2 separate regions of the Homo sapiens genome follow, and region 1 is linked to region 2. Evidence: chromatin loops called from intact Hi-C (ENCODE). Cell type or tissue: mesothelial cell of epicardium. All regions are shown on one strand.

Region 1 (2,500 bases), 280 kb after region 2:
AAATGTAGACTTGGTCCTATCAGTCTTTATGGAGATATTATATTCATAACTACTTTCTTACCCATGCAGAGGGCTTTCTCTTAAGAACTAGGGGGTTTCATTTTTTTTTTAAGTGGGTAAAGATGAGAAAGGATAAAACTTGAAAATTATTTTCTAAAATCATTGCCTTATCTCAGAAGAATAAAATATAAGCTTGAGTCTTTTAGTTCTTAAGTTTCTCTTTTGTATTTGTCTAACATATATTTTTTCTTATTGCTCATAAAAAGATTTAAAAGTATTTTTCCAGATTTCCTCATGTAATCTCTGCTCTATTCCATAATGTGAGGAGCACATATGCTGAGTTAATTGATCACCCTGTAAACCTTGCAAAGTTACAGTCCTCTTATTAAAAAAAGATAGTGTGTGTACTACTGAGAAGCCCCATGTCTTGGAGCTTCTGTGTCTTCCACAGTCTATTTTGATCATGTGTATGTATATACACATTACACATGTACTTTTTTTTTCTGTATTGCGTTGAAAGCCTATGGAGGAATTGCACGAGGTGTATGATAGGAAAGTAAATGTCCTTTCTTCCACCTCCAACACTTTATAGCAGCCCTTCTATTTGGTATAGTGTAGTTTAATATAGCTCTAAACTTGGGTCTGTAACTCCTGAGAGCTCTGTTTTTGTGAGTTAGTGCCCAGGTGGATGATAGATTCTCCCTGGAGTGGGAGGACAGGCAGAGCCTCCTTTAGGTGATTTAGAAGATGCAAGAACGTTTTTATCCAGAGGACTGAGGTGGCATGAATGTGAAGGTTGACCTAAAGAATTACCTGGGTCATCACAGTACCTGTAGGAGTTTGTGGTGCCCGGAGGATTTATTAAGTAGGAATCTTGTGCAGTGTGTCATATTTGCCTAATCATGGAAGTCTCCTGAGATGCATCTCAGGCACCTGGGAAACTGTATTTTTCAAAAGCACCCCAGGTGATTTCCTGGGTTTTAGTAGAAGCTACTGGGCCCTAATTCAGCCTTTGTTGTCTTTTGGGAAGTCATCAGGTAACCTGGTTATGCCCATACTAGCCCTTGCAAAGAAAGAGACATAAAATTTGCGGAAGTCAAAACAGATGTGGATGACACAGAGGTTCCAGGAGATGGGACTTCCGGTAGTCAGTGCTTAGAGTGGTAGGGACACCCATTCTCCTGGCTTGGAGTGACTGAGACTAGAATTTTGTGTAGCATTCTGATTGGTGGCATAAAACAAAAGTCCCAAGTTCAGTGACTTCTTGGCTTTCAGGGACGTCCCAGTTAACTATTGCTGCATACTGTCAGAGTTGAGAGTGGGTCTTCCATTTTTCTCTGATGCACATATTCTTTTAGCCTTCTGTTATTTTCTCCATAGAGGGCTACAGGGTACTTTTAATCCTAAGGGTGCATTTGATTACAACAAGTTTATTTGTTTCTCTTAAATGGAAGTACTTGGCCAACTCCTCTTTGTATGTGGGAGGTCTCCAGGCAACTGTGAACAACTTTTAAAGGCTGCTAAGAGGTCAAGAAGTACTTTGCTGAGTCTTGTTCTGTCTCTTTAAAAACAGACTTCTTTGTCTTGCTTGGGCTCAAAAAGTATGTTTCTTCCTTGGCTCTGTCTTAGGCTTTCTGCTGCTGCTTTGGAGTGATCACCCACCCTCCTTATTTTATCCTACAGCCCTCTCCCTGATACGTAGTTAGATTCTAGTCTATTATTTTGCATGCAGGGCCATTCTACATAAGCCTTCTACCCTGTGCCATGTGCGAGTGCCATGTGTTTGAAAGGGAATCCCATCATCCTCATTTTTCTGTGTCTCCAGTGCCTGTTAGAATTCTGAACTCTCAGATGTAATCTCGTAGTCACCTGTAACTCTTCCCTTAAACCACAGAGTGTCAATAAATGGTAACTGTTTTCTTCATCAATAAATGTCAATAAAGAGTAACTTCCTTCCTCACTTAGATCTAAGTGATCACCAAGTCTTGTCAGTTACTTGTTTGACTTTTCTCTACCTCTTCTTTCTTGATTCCTAAATTAACACCTTCTATTTCTCACCTCCAATTCATACTGAAATCTATCTTCCTCTGCCTGCCAGACTCATCTTGCTCATTTTTTCTCTATAAAATGGGAATAACTGTACCTGTGTCACAGGGCCATTGTGAGAATTAGACATACGTAATGTAAAGTGTTTATTGTATTGCCTGGCACAAAGTAAGTATTCAGCAAATGGTTAGCATACTCTGCTTCTTACCTCCTGCTAAATTTGACTATCTTTCACTCCACCTGCGTCCAAACCTTGGCAGTAGCAAAGTATATAGCCAAAAATACGGGACATGGAACCTTTGGTTTGATCCTTGGTTTGAACCTCCAGATTCCTGCTTACCATTTATTCTCTTTTGGGAAAGTACGTCAGTTTAGTTACTGACCTATAAGGTTTTTAGGAGTTCAGAATGAGATAAAGTATGTAGAGAGAATGCTGCCTTCACAGGCAGTCACG
Region 2 (2,500 bases):
CTAGAATGTTGGCTTCAAAAAGGCAGGGATTTTCATATATTATGTATCTCCATTGCCTAGGCACATTGTCAGTGTTAAATAAGTGGGGACAGAAGGAATTAGGCTCAGAAGCTGAACAAGAAGTAATATGCAGTATCAACTACATCTTTACTTCTACCCATTATTTCCAAAACACTTCAGAAACCTTTGCTATAATGCTGAGAATTAGTCCTACAGTTGGTCAGTTAAATTCTCAATGTCAAACAACCACTTTAATGTTGAAAGTAAGCCATGGACTTTTGTGACAGAACAAGCATTGGCATATTACCAAAGCTAATATTCAAGTCCTGGCTATCAGCCCTATAAAGAGGTAAGAGGGGAAAGTAATGGTTAAGTCACTTTTCTTCCACTCTCATGGAACAGAGAAAGAATGAGAGCTTACAATAACTAGAATACAAGGAAACTGGCTATTTCTCCCTATAGCAAAAGCTCAGTCCTTCCAGCTGGATTTGAGAATGGGTTGCCTGAGACGCAATGTTTAAATTCACCCACGTTGGGTCAAGTATTTCTAAAAGCAGGAAGCTCTATGTCAAGATGGCTTATCACCCTCAATCTTTCAAACAAGCTCAAACTATGACCATAGTAAATTAGTAGGACAGGTGTTGGGACAAACTCATCATGTGGTTAAATAACCGTATCAAGGTAGGCAAAATAATGAAAAGACAGAGTTCATACATTATTTCCCTTAGGATATAGGCAGGAGTGTCATTAAACTCGGAAATTTGTAGCTGTTTCTTTTTCCACCAAGACAGATTTTTAAAAATCAATTTATCACACTAATATACCATGAGGTAGGCCATGCATGTGGCAGTTTAGTGCTATGGTTCTTTAAATTCTAATGATTATGATCTGATTATGCAGATTATCCTGAGAATCATTATCTAATCTACAGGTAATCTAGATTTACACTGCCCAAATGGTAGCCACTAGCCTCAGGTGGCTATTGTGCACTTGAAATGTGGCTAGTCTGAATTGAGATGTGCTGTGAACATGCACATTGGATTTTATTTTAAAATAATGTTTAAATTTTATTTAAAAATAAGAACATCATAATTCTTTATATTGGTTCTAATGTGAAATGGTATTTTGGGTATGTAGGGTTAAATCAAATATATTGCCACAATTAGTTCTACTTGTTTCTTTGTGCTTTTGTGAATATAGCTACAAGAAAATTTAAAATTGCATGTGTGGCTTGCATTATATTTCTATACAGCACTGATTTAAACCCTCAATTTTTGTCTGTTAGTGCCTGACTCATGTCCATTTTACTTTTTTTTTTTTTGGTTCTTTCAATAAACCACCCAGCTAAAGAAAAGTATAAAACCCAAATCATTCAGATTTGCTTATCTTTAAGCATCTTTGATAATTTTTTTTTACTTAAAAACATATTTTGTAGAGACAGGGTCTTACTGTGTAGCCCAGGTTGTTCTGAAATTCTTGGGCTCAAGTGATTCTTCCATCTTGGTCTCCCAAAATGCTGGGATTACAGGCATAAACTACCACTCCCAGCCAGGTTTTTCACTTAAAAAAATTGTGGTAACATATACATAACCTAAAATGTACCATTTTAACCCTAAGTGTACAGTTTAGTAACATTAAGTGCATTCACATTCTTGTACAACCAGTGACATCATTCATCTCCAGAACTTCTTCATCTGCCGAACTCCATACCGATTACATAACTCCCTATTTCCCCCATCCCCCCACCAGGCACTGGCAACCGCCATTCTACTTTCTGTCTCTATGAATTTGACTATTCTAGGTACCTCAGATAAATGGAATCATACATTTGTAGGGTTTTGTTTTGTTTTGTTTTGTTTTGTTTGTTTGTTTGTTTGTTTGTTTGAGACGGAGTCTCGCTCTGTCGCCCAGGCTGGAGCGCAGTGACGCGATCTTGGCTCACTGCAAGCTCCGCCTCCCGGGTTCACGCCATTCTCCTGTCTCAGCCTCCGGAGTAGCTGGGACTACAGGCGCTGCCACCACGCCCGGCTAATTTTTTGTATTTTTAGTAGAGACGGGGTTTCACCTGTGTTAGCCAGGATGGTCTCCATCTCCTGACCTCGTGATCCGCCCGCCTCTGCCTCCTAGAGTGTTGGGATTACAGGCGTGAGCCACCGCGCCCAGCCTTTAATACATTTTCTACACTTCCTTTTGCCTGTTACTCCGCCAGCCATCTGCTTCTACTTAGCATCATCTCTGACTCAGCCCAACTGTTCCTAAGGACTGGGTCCTACACTCAGTAGAGTCTGAAGATCATTGTACTGGGTATCAGTTGCCAATCTTTTGCTGTGGCTCCTGACCCCTTTTGTAACAGGCTCCTGGCATGAGATTGTGAAGTGCCAAGGCATGAGTATTTTCGTAAAGGGTTTTCTGCTGTGTTAAAATGATTGGAGTATGAAAAACAAACTATTGAACCTCAATGAACACAGGTCCCTAAGGGAGCCCTGTGTTCGGAGGAAGT

What was found. Hi-C counts contacts between places; a loop is a spot of excess contacts. Peaks named below come from ENCODE experiments on the same cell type or tissue, not always from the same donor. Only the 100,000 strongest peaks of a DNase experiment are listed, where the experiment ranks them.
Region 1: it touches region 2 in a loop (23-fold over the local background); 6 of 110 quality-filtered maps call a loop at or near these places.

The regions. Positions count from the first base shown.
Region 1 is chr2:190,656,549-190,659,048 of GRCh38, forward strand. The region is part of intron 3 of NAB1 (NGFI-A binding protein 1); the gene reads left to right. Among named protein-coding and RNA genes, the nearest start is that of NAB1, 8.7 kb to the left of the region's middle. In mesothelial cell of epicardium, no CTCF peak of the experiment used is centred here; no DNase peak of the experiment used is centred here.
Region 2 is chr2:190,376,494-190,378,993 of GRCh38, forward strand. No RefSeq gene overlaps it. Among named protein-coding and RNA genes, the nearest start is that of MFSD6, 31 kb to the right of the region's middle. In mesothelial cell of epicardium, no CTCF peak of the experiment used is centred here; no DNase peak of the experiment used is centred here.